Regions from separate parts of the Homo sapiens genome. Here region 1 is linked to region 2. A link is a contact called in ENCODE POLR2A ChIA-PET data. All regions are on one chromosome and are shown on one strand. Each heading gives the region's core, a stretch centred on a gene start or an enhancer-like site at or near the end of the contact. The rest is flanking DNA. Distances are from core to core; before and after follow the strand shown.

Region 1 (7,667 bases), core at 1,428-3,927, 760 kb before region 2:
TATTCACTCATTCATCCACCCACACAGCCATCCATCCACCTACCCATTTATCCATCCATCCATCCTTCCATCCATCCATCCATCCATCCATCCAGGGCTGGGGGCTCTGTCTTGGGCAAAGGCTTGGGGACAGGAGTAGGAGAGTGGGAGCTGGGAGGTGACCAGCCTGGCTGGGAGAGTCTCAGCTGAGTCCAAGATGTGCCTGAGGGAGAGGACCTGAGTGGTGGCTTTGTCTAAGACCTGGCTCAGCCCCAGTAAAATATGATTCCTACTCCCAGGATGTACTGGGGGATCTGGATCCCACCTGTGCACCTGTACCTGTAGCTTCCTTTCTGCCTTGTTCAATCCTCCATCCATCCACCCAACCATCCACTTGTACATCCATCTATCAGTCTGCCCGTGCAGTCCTCACCCTCCAACCACCCATCCATCAGTCCACCTACCCATTAGCCCATTGATCTGTCCACTCACTGATACACGCACCCACCCACCTATGCGTCCATCGAACTATGCAGTCTTCACTCTCCAACTGTCCATCCATCAGTCTATCTATCCATTAGCTCATTGATCCATCCACCCACCTACAGTCTCATTCATCCTCCATCTACCTATCCATTGGTATGTCATTCTCTTCTTCCTCCAATTCATCCATTCATCTACTTATTAATCTGTCCCTCCCTCCATGCAACCATCAATTCACCCAACTGCTTATCTACTCATCCATCCATCCACCTATACATTCATTCATTGATCTATACATCCATCTATACTCCCATCCACCCATTCTCCATTCTGCATACCCCCATCCACTGATCCATCAGTCTCTCCTTCCTGCAATGTATTCATTTATCTTCCAATTCATTTATTCAACCTCCATGCAGCAGTCCATTCATGTAACTACTTATCTACTCATCCATCCACCCACCCATCCATCCATTCATCCACCAACCCATTCATTCATCCATCCACCCATCCATCTATCATCCTTCCATCCACCATCCATCAATCACCCAGCCATCATCCGCCCACCCACACACTCACTCATCCATTCATTCGCCAACTCAGTCACCCATCTGTTCACCCACCCATTCATTAATTCATCCACCCACTCATCCATCCATTCATCCACCCATTCACTTATCCACCCACCCACCCATCAATTCACCCACCATCCATCCATCACCTATCCACCTACCATCCGTCCACCCACTCAACTATCCACTCACCCATCCACCCACCCACCCATTCATCTGTCTACTCATCCATTCATCATCCATCTATCCACCCACCCACCCATCCATCCATCCTTCCAACCACTCACCCACCTAGCCATCCACCCGTTCATCCAGTCATCCATACCCCCATCCATCATCCATCCACCCACCCACTATCCACCCACCTGTCCACTCATCTACCCATCTATTCCCTAACTTCTTTACACACCTACCCACCTATCCATCCATCCATGGAGCAGTTGAGTCTTAGTTGCAATGATGATATGCAGTGTGAACCTCCATATCATCTGTCCAGCCACTGCACCCAGCCTCAAAAGCAGCCTCCTTTGCCAGGAGTAAACTGAGTCCCAAGAGGCAACAGGGAGCCTTTGGCTTATGTCCATCCATCCATCCACCCATCCATCCCTCCATGGAGCAATTGAGTCTTAGTTGCTGTCTTTGTGAAATGGAAATCGTGAGGCCGCGTAGTTAGGGTTATTTTGAAGATTCACTGAGATACCGCTTGTAAAATACTCATCACATGGGCTGGCTCAAGTGAGTGGCCATTAAATAGGAGTGTCTCTGTTTCTTATTATGGTTTGGGGCCTTTGTATCCCTACAGTGAAGACAAGAGAGAGAAGAAAGAGGCCAAGGAGAAAGAAGAGAAGAGGAAGAAGGAGAAAAAGACAGCAAAGGAAGGAGAGAGCAACTTGGGACTGGATCTGGAGGAAAAAGAGCCCGGAGACCATGAGAGAGCAAAGAGCACAGTCATGTGAAGATTCCTGGCTGCCTCTTCCAGGCAGTCCCCCAGAGATGCCTCTTCTGCCCCCTAAAAGCAGTGCCCTGGACTTGAAGCCCGTGAAATGACTCCATCTGGGATTCAGAATACAGTGTTCTCAAGTGAAGAAGGCTTGGAACCCACCCCACCTCCCTCATTGGGGGCTCTCTGGGCAAACATGGTTTTCATGCACCCCTCTTCCTGAGCTTGGTCCCTGCCTGGTGATTCTTCTTATACTCGGAGAGCATCCCTGGTTGAGGAGACACCCGCAATCCTCCACGATCTCATGGCTCCACCTGCTTCTCCCCACTGCCTGATTTCTTTTCTCTCTGCCTGATGTCTACTGAACAGAACTTCCCCTCTCCCATGCACCCACTGCCAGCTGAGAGCTGCTTCCCAATGGCCTGCATTAAAGCATTCGTAACAGCCCTTTGGAAGGGCTCCTGTCATCTCTTGGGACTCAGTTTACCTCTGGGGAAGGAGGCTGCTTTTGGGGCTGCGGGCGATGGCTGGGCGGATGATATGGAGGCTCAGGGTGCACAGGTGCCCAGACGCCCTGAGCAGATTAAACACTCCCCCGGCAATCTGGTTTTTTGCTGTCCTGAGCCCTGGACTTTGAGCCCTGAGCGCCGTCTCCAAGCAAATCTTTGCTCCTTCCCCCACCTCACTTTGTTTTGGGGCACGTGACTTTTTTCCTGGGAGCTGTATCTTGGAGGGTGGGGGTGCCCCAGGGCCCTGCAATATCTTGGAAAGGGACTAGCACTTCCTTTTCCCAGTTTCTGTTCTCCTGCTTCCCCTCACCTTCTCCAGGCCCTGGACCTTACCCTGAACAATGACCATTTCTCTTTTATTTGAGATGGAGTCTCGCTCTGTCACCCAGGCTGGAATGCAATGCTGTGATCTTGGTTCACTGCAGCCTCTGCCTTCCAGGTTCAATCAGTTCTCCAGCCTCAGCCTGGCCACAATGACCATTTCTTAATGAGGACCTTTTTCTTTTCTTTTTTTTTCTTTAGACAAAGTCTCACTCTGTCGCCCAGGCTGGAGTGCAGTGGTGCAATCACTCTGTCACCCAGGCTGGAGTGCAGTGGTGCAATCTCTGCCTCCTGGGTTCAAGTGATTCTCCTGCCTCAGCCTCCCGAGTAGCTGGGATTACAGGCATGCACCACCATGCCTGGCTAATTTTTGCATTTTTAGTAGAGACGGGGTTTCACCATGTTGGCCAGGCTGGTCTCGAACTCCTGACCTCAGTTGATCCGCCTGCCTAGGCCTCCCAAAGTGCTGGGATTACAGGTGTGAGTCCCTGCTCCTGGCCCTTTTCTTTTCTTCTTTTCTTTCTTTCTTTCTTTCTCTTTTTTTCTTTTTTCTTTTTTTTTTTTTTTGAGATGGAGTTTTGCTCTTGTTGCCCAGGCTGGAGTGCAAGGGCCCGATATTGGCTCACCGCAACCTCCACCTTCCAGTTCAAGCGATTCTCCTGCCTCAGCCTCCCGAGTAGCTGGGATTACAGGCACCCACCACCACTTCCGGCTAATTTTTTGGGTATTTTTTAGTAGAGATGGCGTTTCACCGTATTAGCCAGGATGGTTATTATTTTTTGAGACAAGGTCTCACTCTGTTTCCCAGGCTGGAGTGCAGGGGGCAGGACTTCTCCACTAGGGGGCGTTTGGAAATCTAAAAAAAAATTAAATATTTTGTAGAGACAGGGTCTTGCTCTATTGCCCAGGCTGGAGTGCAGTGATTCCATCATAGCTCATTGCAGCCTTGACCTCCCGGGCTCAAGCGGTCCTGCTGCCTCAGCCTCCTGAGCAGCTGGGACCACAGGCACATATCACCACACTCAGCTATTTTTAAAATTTTATTTTTGAGGTGGAGTCTCCCTCTGTCGCCCAGGCTGGAGTGCAGTGGCACGATCCCACCTGACTGCAATCTCCACCTCCCAGGTTCAAGCAATTCTCATGCCTCAGCCTCCTGAGTAGCTGGGATTACAGGCGCCTGCCACCACACCTGGCTAATTTATACGTTCTTAGTAGAGACGGGGTTTCGCCGTGTTGCCCAGGCTGGTCTCGAACTCCCAGGCTCAAGCAATCCACCCTCCTTGGCCTCCAAAAGTGCTGGGATTAGAGTTGTGAGCCACCGTGCCCAGCTAATTTTATGTTTATTTTTTGATAGAGCTAGGGTCTCGCTGTATTACCCAGGCTGGTCTCTAACTCCTGACCTCAAGCAATCCTCCCATCTCTGGTATCCCAAATTGCTGGGATTACAGGCATGAGCCACTGCACTCGGCCGCATTTGGAATTTTTTTGCGGGGGCATTTTGGGTTGTCACAAGCCTTCCCCCGTTTTAGGGTGGGGAGTCAGGGGTGACCAACCCAACAGCCTGCATTACTGGGACAGCCCTCCCCTCCCAGCCAGGAATCTCATCACCCAGGGGCCAAGGGCTGGACACGACCGAGGCTTTCCGTAAGATCCAAGGGGAGGCTAAGTTTCCACCGCTGAGTTTCCACCCCAGCCCTGGCTGATCCCCTGACTCCAGCTGAGACCCCCTGACCTTGGCTCAACCCCTGCTCTACAAGAAGCCTCCTCTGGCCTGACTGGAGCCCCCGTTTCCCGCTGCAGAGAGGAACTGGGATGGGGGAGGTTGGGGGGGTGTCCCCGGCCTGCCCACAAGGGGGCGCCAAAATCTCGCTGCTGAGGGTGAGTGGGGGCGACCCAAGTTGGGAGTGGGACGTGGGAAGGGGCCTCGGACCCCCCCATCCTCGGTGTCCTCGGTGCCTGTCACCAGGAAGCAGCGTGGGGTCGTGTCAGCGAGGACGCACTGTGCCTGCTGCCCTGTCAATGCACCTTACCTCGCTTCTTTGTGCCTCAGTTTCCCCATTTGCAAAAAAGGATCGTCCCCGCCTTGTGGTCTTGTGGGTAGGATGGAAGGAGCCCATGGTGCAAAGAGAGTTTTTCTGGCCCAACCTGGGGTCTTTTGGGGTTTTGGAGTTGGGGACAGGATGGAGGGCCCCATCTCAGCCCCCCCAAGAACTAGCCTTACTCTTTTTTTGTTTTTGTTTTTTTGAGACAGGGTCTTGCTCTGTCGCCCAGGCTGGAGTGCAGTGGCGTGATCTTGGCTCACTGCAGCCTCTACCTATCAGGCTCGAGGGATCTTCCCACCTCTGCCTCCCAAGTAGCTAGGACTACAGGAATGCACTACCATGCCTGGCTATTTTTTTTTTTTTTTTTTTGAGATAGGGTCTTGCTCCATTGCCCAGGCTGGAGTGCAGTGGTGCGGTCTTTACCTCCCGGGTTCAAGCAATTCTCCCACCTCAGCTTCCTGAGTAGCTGGGATTACAGGGGCGCACCACCACACCCGGCTAATTTTTGTATTTTTAGTAGAGACAGGGTTTCACCATGTTGTCCAGGCTGGTCTCAAACTCCTGACCTCAAGTGATCCTCCCACCTCTCAAAGTGCTGGGACTGCAGGCATGAGCCACTGCACCCAGCCCCTTTCACACTCCTGATTCTCCCGGGCCCCAGCCTCCCTCCCCTCTGACCTCAGTGTGGGAGGGGCCCCCAGTCTGGAGGGGACAGAGCTGGACACGGTCATGCCCCTGAATGGTCAGGGCTGGGTCAGGAGTGATTGGGGGCAGAAGCTCTGCTGGGGCAGGTGAGGAAGGCTTCCTGGCCGAGGGTGTATTGAAACCATGTTGGGGCCCATCCTTCTGCCCCCAGCCCTCCATGGCTCCCACCTCCTTCAGGGGAAAAGTCAACATTTTCCCTGTGGCCCACAAGGCCCTGAATGACCTGCCCCGTCCCTTCCCTGCCCTCCAGTCCTCCCTCCATCCCTCTCCTCACTCTGCTCCAGCCACACAGGCCTCCTCACTGTTCCTCCAATGAAGCAGGCATGGTCCCGCCCTCGGGCCTTTGCAGGAGCTGTGACTTCTGCCAGAATTTCAGGACGCTCCTTCCCTCCCTCCCTCCAGATCTGTCTAGATGGGACCACTCCCCGCCCTTCCTCTGTTCATTGCCCTACTCATCACTTACCTCCTCTGACATCTTTTACTTCTATTTTATCGACTGATTGATTGGAGACAGGGTCTTGCTCTGTTGCACTCCAGGCTGGACAGCAATGGTGCAATCACAGCTCACTGCAGCCTCAACCTCCAGGGATCAAACAATCCTCCTATCTCAGCCTCCTGAGACTACAGGTGTGTCACCACGCGCAGCTAACTTTTTAAGTGTATCTGTAGAGATGGGTTCTATGTTGCCCAGGCTGGTCCTGAACTCTTTGACTCAAGCGATCCTCCTGCCTTGGCCTCCCAAATTGCTGGGATTACAGGTGTGAGTCGCTGCACCCGGCCACTTCTACTTGTTGTTCACTGTTCTTCCTGACCTGGAGGAAGCTGTAGGCTCCAAGACGGGATCTGAATTTGAGTGTTTTGTTCACTGCTGGGTCCTGGGGCTTGGTACTCAGGAGATGCTCAGGAAGTCTTTGCTCAATGACTGGGAGTTTGCCAGGTAGCAAGAGAAGCTATTTTGTGCATTTATTGAGCACCGACTGTGTGCCAGGCTTGGATTCCTCCAAGGCACAAGGGAAGGGATGGAATCCCCTGTGCCTGGCACAGAGTGGGTGCTCCGTAGATGCCTCATGGAATTCACCGATAGCTCTGAGACTGCTGGGGGAGGGAACCAGGCTGGAGAAAGGTGGGAAGACTTCCTGGTGGAAGAGGACACCAGTGTGAAAGGTCTGCACAGATGGGGAGGCAGGAATGAGCAAAGGCTAAGGGGTGTGAAACAGCCCATCCTACAAAGGGGAAGAGGTTACAGCCTCCAGGAGCGTTGCTGGGACAGGTCTGGCCTCAGAAGCTCATTCAAAGCCACCATCTAAAGTGGGTCTCCCCCACCCCCAGGCACTGTGGATCAGTCTCTGGGGTGGGGCCGTCCTGGGCACTGCAGGGTGCTGAGCGGCGTCCCTGGCCTCTACCCACTCCATGCCAGGAGCACTTCCCAGTCGTGACAACCGCGGATGTCTGAGACATCACCCAGTGTCCTCTGGGGGGCAGGATCGCCCTTGGGTGAGACTCCCTGGGTTAGGGGATTTCATGGACCCCCCAGTAGACTGCGTCCCATGATCCTCCACCCTGCTGAGGTCCTAGGAGGCTGCACACATTGGAATCCCACCCTGAGTGGGGAGGGGGCGAGGAGGAGAATCCTAGGAGCTGCAGGTCTCCCTGGTTTCTGTCATCCACCCCATCGGGAGCTTACCCTGGTGTCTACTGTGAGCAGGGAGCAAATCTGATTTTTTTCCCCTCCAAACAATCAAAGCAGGTCTCTCCGTGCCAGGCACTGTGGATGTCTTGTGTGGATGAATCTTGGTTCTGGGCACTGCAGAATGCTGAGCAGTGTCTCTGGCTTCCACCCACTCCACGCCAGGAGCATCCCCCAGTCGTGGCAACCACAAATGTCCCCAGATATTGTCTAATGCCCCCAGGGGACACTTGATCTGAAGCTTTCAGAATCCCAGCCTGCCCATCCACGGGGCTTGGGGGTTCCCCCCAGCTCCCTGCAGCCTCTGCCCCTCACTTTTCCAAAGGACACAGAGCAACCCACATGGGACATGGAAAAGAGGACCCGGGACAGCCAGAAAGAGTCGAAGCATAGCTTGTTTAATTTTTATACATTTTTTTCTTTTTTCTT
Region 2 (7,113 bases), core at 1,672-4,171:
TGGGATGAAGGGTGGAGGAGGTGATGGGTGTAGGAAGTGAGAGATGGCATTAAGGGTGGAGGAGGTGGTGGGTGTAGGAAGTGAGGGATGGGATGAAGGGTGGAGGAGGTGATCGGTGTAGACAGTGACGGATGGGATGAAGGGTGGAGGAGGTGATGGGTGTAGGAAGTGAGGGATGGGATGAAGGGTGGAGGAGGTGGTGGGTGTAGGAAGTGAGGAATGGGATGAAGGGTGGAGGAGGTGGTGGGTGTAGGAAGTGAGGTATGGGGTGAAGGGTGGAGGAGGTGATGGGTGTAGGAAGTGAGGTATGGGGTGAAGGGTGGAGGAGGCGATGGGTGTAGGAAGTGAGGGATGGGATGAAGGATGGAGGAGGTGATGGGTGGAGGAAGTGAGGGATGGGAGGAAGGGTGGAGGAGGTGGTGGGTGTAGAAAGTGAGGGATGGGGTGAAGAGTGGAGGAGGGGACCTGTGTAGGAAGCGAAGGATGGGATGGTGGTGGGGAGGTGGAGGGAGTGGGTTGAGGACATGCAGCAGGGGAGGCAAGGCAGGACCCGTCTGGGACTCTGCTTGGAGATGTCTTTATGTGGCTTTTTTCTAGGGTGTTGGTTTCCAGATTCACTCTGTGCACATTAGCTGGGGACATCCTCCCAGCTGGACTTTCTGTGAACGTGGACAATTTCCTTGCAGGCCCAGTGGCGTTGGGGCAGAGGAGACTGTATTAGTCCATTCTTGGAATGCTATAAAGAAATACCCAGGCCGGGCACGGTGGCTCATGCCTGTAGTCCCAGCACTTTGGGAGGCCGAGAAGGGCATATTACCTGAGACCAGAAGTTTGAGACCAGCCTGGCTCACATGGCAAAACCCTGTCTCTACTAAAAATACAAAAAATTAGCTGGGCGTGGTGGCGGGAGTCTGTAATCCCAACTACTAGGGAGGCTGAGGCAGGAGGATCACTTGAACCCGGGAGGCGGAGCTTGCAGTGAGCTGAGATCGTGCCACTACACTCCAGCCTGGGTGACGAGAATGAAACTCTGTCCAACCCCCCGCCGCCCCACAAAAAGAAAAGAAATACCTGATACAGGTAAATGATAGAGAAAAGAGGTTTAATTGGCTCATAGTTCCACAGCCTGTGCAGGAAGCATGGCAGCAGCTGCTTCTGGGAGGCCTCAGGAAACTTACGGTCATGGGGGAAGGCAGAGGGGAGCAGGCAGGTCACTCGGCCGGAGCAGGAGCACAGGGGAGGAGGTGCCATACCGGATCTTGTGAGAACTCTATTATGAGACAGGACTGAGGGGTGGATCCATTCATGAGGATCCACCGTCATGATCCAGTCGCCTCCCATCAGGCACTACCTCCAACACGGGACTACAATTCAACATGAGATTTGGGTGGGGACAGAGAGCCAAACCATGTCAGGGGACCTTCCCTGCTTGTCCCATCTGCCAGCCCAGCCCCCACCCCTCACCCCTAACCCAGAGCAGGCTGGGGCAGGGATCTGACCTGAAGAGGTAAGGCGTTGTTCAGGACCAGACTGGAAGGAAGGAAGAGCTGAGACATCATTCATTCACGTATTCATTGGTTCATTCATTCATTCATTCATCCAGTATGTAAGAGGCACCACTCTATGCCTGGTCCTGCCCTGATGCTGGGGACACAGCAGTGACAGACACCAGCCCCAGAGCCCCCTGCCTGCTCAGAGAGCATAACCCACTGGGGACGATGATTCCCTATGAAGAAGTGGATCAAATCATCGCAGACACATGCTCCCTACGCAGAAGATAAACCTGCATCACAAAAGTGACGTGGCTGGGAGTCCCAGGCCTTCTGAGGTCTGACTCAGAAGCTGACGTGTTTGCTGATGTGGGAAGCGGGGGAGAGGCCAGCTCCAAGGGGACCTGGGACGGAGCACTGGACAGGGGGACCAGCAAAGGTGTCAAAGCAGGAACAGGTGAGGCCTGGCTGGGAGGAGTGGAGGGAGGAGAGGGAAGGTGGCCAGTGAAGTTGAAGGTCGCCAGCAGGGGTCAAACAGTGCCTGGTGGGCTGTGGGAAGAGTTTGGACTTTCACGAGAAGGATGCCAGGGGGTTACGGGAACATTTCAGCATTTCCCTCAAGAGACCTCGAGGGCCCCGCTGTACCGTGTACTTACCGCAGCTGGCTGAGGAGGTCGGACAGGCACTAAGAGCCCTATTTTACAAAGGCAGGAACCCACAGGACCTCAGCTTCCCTATCTGTGTAATGTGAATGTATGGTTGGAGTCTGGCTTGCCAGGATCCCAGGAGGCGGGAGAGGGCCGTGGTTAGTGATATGTCCTCCAGGTCAGATGTGAAGATGGTGGGATCCCAGCTGCAGCTGCAGGGAGCATAGCACCTGCCTGGGACCCCCTCCTCTATTTCTCCAAGTGACCATGGGTTTTGAGACACCCTCTTTTAAAAATTATTTTTTTTTTGAGACGGAGTCTTGCTCTGTCGCCCAGGCTGGAGTGCAGTGGTGTGATCTCGGCTTCAAACAATTCTCCTGCCCCAGCCTCCCGAGTAGCTGGGATTACAGACGCCCACAACCATGCCCGGCTAATTTTTGTGGTTTTAATAGAGATGGGGTTTCACCATGTTGGCCAGGCTGGTCTCAAACTTCTGACCTCAGGTGATCCACCTGCCTTGGCCTCCCAAAGCGCTGGGATTACAGGCATGAGACACCGTGCCTGGCCTTCATTGCAATTTTTAAAACGTTTTATTTATTAATAATTATTGATTCACGGGAAGGTACAAGGAGGTCTGATGCACCCTGCACCCAGCCCCCCAGCTATGTTTACATCTTGCATAACTGCAGTATAACCTCAAAACCAGCACAGTGGAAGGATGCAAGCTTCACTGGATTTGCATGCACTCATCTGAGTGTGTGAGTGTGTGTGTGGTTTATGCAGTTTTATCACACGCATAACTTCCTCTAAACACCGTCACGAGATACTTTTTTTTTTTTTTTTTGGTCAGGGTCTTGCTCCGTCGCCCAGGCTGGAATGGTGCAGTGGTGTGAACACAGCTCACTGCAGCCTCAATCTCTTGGGCTCAAGTGATCCTCCCACCTCAGCGCCCCCCGAGTAACTGAGTAGCTGGGACTACAGACACATGCACGTCACCACATGTGGCTAATTTTCTTTCTTTCTTTTTTTTTTGAGACGGGGTCTGGCTCTGTCGCCCAGGCTGGAGTGCAGTGGTGCGATCTCGGCTCACTGCAAGCTCCGCCTCCCAAGTTCACGCCATTCTCCTGCCTCAGCCTCCCGAGTAGCTGGGACTACAGGCGCCCGCCACCACGCCCGGCTAATTTTTTGTATTTTTAGTAGAGACGGGTTTCACCGTGTTAGCCAGGATGGTCTCAATCTCCTGACCTCGTGATCCGCCCACCTCGGCCTCCCAAAGTGCTGGGATTGCAGGAGTGAGCCAGCACGCCCGGCTAATTTTCTTATATATATATTTGTAGATATGGTGGGGGGGTCTTGCCATGTTGCCCAGAATGGTCTCGAACTCCTGGGCTCAACGGATCTTCCTGCTTCGGCCTCCCAAAGTGCTGGGATGACAGGTGTAAGCCACTGCACAAACAAGACACTTAAGCGACACCAAAGACTCCCTCGTGATATCCCTCCTAGCCACGCTAGCCACCCTCACTAATGCAATATGTATGTATTTGAGAGTCTTGCTCTGTTGCCCAAGCTGGAGTGCAGTGGCATGATCTCTGCTCACTGCAACCTCTACCTGCCAGGTTCAAGCAATTCTCCTGCCTCAGCCTCCCGAGTAGCCGGGATTATAGGCATGCACCACCACGGCCCAGCTAATTTTTATTTTTTGTATTATTAGTAGAGATGGGGGTCTCACTATGTTGGCCAGTCTGGTCTTGAACTCCTAGCCTCAAGCAATCCTCCCATCTTGGCCTTTCAAAGTGCTAGGATTACAGGCATGAGCCACTGCACCTGGTCCTAATGCAATATTTTTTTAAAAATTGACATGAGTACAAAAAATCTGCATTGAACAAAATTTTAAAGTCCCAAATAAAGACAGCATCCAACCTTCCCCTGAGAGCCTCAGGCAAAAGGAAAAATGTGTGCATGTGTACATATACCAAATATTTAAGCATCTTTACATATCTTTCTATTTTTTTGAGACTGTCTCAATTTGTTGTCCAGGCTGGAGTGCAGTGGTGCAGTCTCGGCTCACTGCAACCTCCTCCTTTCCAGTTCAAGCGATTCTCCTGCCTCATCCTCCAGAGTAGCTGGGACTACAGGTGTGTGCCACTGTGCCCATCTAATTTTCTTTTTTCTTTTCTTTTCTTTTTGTTTTTTTTGAGATGGAGTCTTGCTGTGTTGCCAGGCTGGAGTGCAGTGGCACGTCTCGGCTCACTGCAACCTCCGCCTCCCGGGTTCAAGCGATTCTCCTGCCTCAGCCTCCTGAGTAGCTGGGACTACAGGTGCGTGCCACCACACCCAGCTAATTTTTGTATTTTTAGTAGAGATGGGGTTTCACCATGTTGGCAAGGCTGGTCTCGATCTCTTGATCTCGTGATCCACCTGCCTTGGCCTCCCAAAGTGCTGGGATTACCGGCGTGAGCCACCGCGCCCGGCCCAGCACCTTTATATATCTGTATGCATTTTTAGTGGTTGATTTTTTCCAGAAGTAGATTTTGAAAATATGACTGATGATTTAGTAGGATTTGCTTCTACTAAAACTAGGACAGTAAAATTATAATAAAGTCTATTTGGACATAAAGAAACTTAATAATAACATTGTAAAAAGACACATGACATTGTGAGTTTGAATACAACATCTTTTCAATCCTTGAATACTTTCAACTGCTTTAGTGTTCTGGAAAAAAAGTAACCATTAAAAAATACAGGCTCATGCCTGTAATCCCAGCACTTTGGGAGGCTAAGGCAGGAGGATCACTTGAGCCCAGGAGTTCAAAACCAGCCTGGGCAAACTGGTAAGACCCTATCTCAAAAGAAAACATTAAAAAATATATAACTCTCTGGAAGAATATTTGGCAGTTTCTTCAAGAACAAATCATGCAGCTACCATATGACATAGCGATTGTGGTCCTGGTCATTTATCTCAGAGAAATGATTTATGTTCATACACAAACCCTTACAGGAATGTTAACGGCAGCTTTATTAGTAAGAGCCAAACACTGGTTTTCAGTGGGTGGATGGTTGAACAAATTGTGCCCCATCCTCATTGTGGAATATTACTTAGCAGTCAAAAGGAACAAAATACTAAGACAAGCCACCACCTAGATGAATCAGATAATTATAAAAAGTGAAAAAAGTTGGCCAGGTAAGGTGGCTCACGCCTGTCATCCCAGCACTTTGGGAGGCCAAGGCCGGCAAATCAGTTGAGGTCAGGAGTTCGAGACCAGCCTGGCCAACATGGCGAAACCTTGCCTCTATTACAAATACAAAAATTAGTCAGGCATGGTGGCAGGCGCCTATAATCCCAGCTACTTGGGAGGCTGAGGCAGGAAAATCGCTGGAACCCGTGAGGCGCTGCAGTGAGCCGAGATCACGCCACTGTACTCCAGCCTGGGCAACAGAGTGAGACTCTGTCTCAAACAAATCAAATCAAAACAAAACAACATAGATGATGGGTAGATAGGTGCAGCAAACCACCATGGCACACATTTACCTATGTAACAAACCTGCACAGCCTGCACATGTATCCCAGAACTTAAAATAAAATAAAAATACAAAATAACTAGCCAGACATGGTGGTGCACACTTATAGTCCCAGCTACTTGGGAGGCTGAGGCAGGAGGATCACTTGAGCCCAGGAGTTTGAGGCTGCAAGTAAGCTGTGAATGTGCCACTGCACTCCAGCCTGGGAGACAGAGCAAGACCTTGTCTCAAAAAAAAAAAAAAAGGGGCCTAGCACGGTGGCTCACTCCTGTAATCCCAGCACTTTGGGAGGCTGAGGCGGGTGGAGCACTTGAGGTCAGGAGTTTGAGACCAGGCTGGCCAACATGATGAAACTCCATCTCTATTAACAATACAAAAATTAGCCAGGTGGTGGGCGCCTGTAATCCCAGCTACTCAGGAGGCTGAGGCTGGAGAATAGCTTGAACCTGGGAGGCGGAGGTTGCAGTGAGCCTAGATCACGCCATTGCACTTCAGCCTGGGCGATAGGGTGAGACTCCGTCTCAGAAAAAAAAAAAAGATAAAAATAAGTGAAATGGTGAAGAGATTGGTGATGGTCAGAGGTTAGGGATGGGGTTTGGGGATGGGAGGAAGGTGGGTGTGGCTCTTAGAAGGCACCAGGAGGGATCCTCGCAGGGATGGAAACATCCTCTGCCTTTTTTTGTTTGTTTGTTTCTTTCTTTCTTTTGAGAAGGAGTTTTGCTCTTGTTGCCTAGGCTGCAGTACAATGATGCGATCTCGGCTCACTGCAATCTCCACCTCCCAGGTTTAGGTGATTCTCCTGCCTCAGCCTCCTGAGTAGCTGGGATTACAGGCATGCGCCACCACGCCTGGCTAATTTTGTATTTTTAGTAGAGACGGGGTTTCTCCATGTTGGTCAGGCTGGTCTCGATCTCCTGACCTTGTGATCCGCCCGCCTCGGCCTCCCAAAGTGCTGGGATTACAGGCGTGAGCCACCGCGCCTGGCCAACATCCTCTATCTTAAGCTTAACAATGTTAATATCCCGTTCATGACATTTCACTGCAGTTTTGCAAGAGTTTGCCATTGGGCGAAGCTGGGCAGAGGGTACTGGCCCTCCTTCTATGCTATGTCTTACAACTGCGTATGAATCCACAGTGATCTCAATATTTACAATTTTAATTTAATTTTTAATGTTTCTTTTTTTGACCAGGGATACTGCTAAATTTGAAAAAGGGGAATTGGGCCAGGTGAGGTGGCTTCAAGCCTGTAATCCCAATGGGTGCCTGCAGTCCCAGCTACTCAGGAGGCCGAGACAGGAGGATCGCTGGAGCCCAGGAGTTGGAGGCTGCAGTGAGCAATGATCGAGCCACTGCCCTCAACCCTGGATGAGAGAGTGAGACCCTGTCTCAGATAAAAGGAAAGAAAGAAAGAAAGAAAATAAACAAGGCAGAGGCGGGAGGATCACTTGAGCCCAGGA

The links. ChIA-PET counts read pairs that join two places held with the same protein, here RNA polymerase II (POLR2A).
Region 1: POLR2A ChIA-PET joins it to region 2 with 10 read pairs in activated CD8-positive, alpha-beta memory T cell. The contact joins two enhancer-like sites. POLR2A ChIA-PET finds 5 or more read pairs at or near these places in 2 of 52 experiments (activated CD8-positive, alpha-beta memory T cell and activated T-cell).

The regions. Positions count from the first base shown.
Region 1 is chr19:3,469,166-3,476,832 of GRCh38, reverse strand. SMIM24 (small integral membrane protein 24) reads left to right here. Exons shown (of 4, transcript NM_001136503.2): 4 at 1,837-2,847. The coding sequence ends at 1,990. It overlaps NFIC (nuclear factor I C), which reads right to left. Exons shown (of 11, transcript NM_001245002.2): 11 at 7,616-7,667. Among named protein-coding and RNA genes, the nearest start is that of SMIM24, 7.5 kb to the left of the region's middle. Within about 2 kb of position 2,677, at least 3 of the 41 ENCODE cell types and tissues checked have a DNase peak (open chromatin) inside an H3K27ac peak, as active enhancers do.
Region 2 is chr19:2,706,404-2,713,516 of GRCh38, reverse strand. No RefSeq gene overlaps it. Among named protein-coding and RNA genes, the nearest start is that of GNG7, 7.3 kb to the right of the region's middle. RefSeq lists an enhancer at 2,947-3,026. Within about 2 kb of position 2,921, at least 3 of the 41 ENCODE cell types and tissues checked have a DNase peak (open chromatin) inside an H3K27ac peak, as active enhancers do.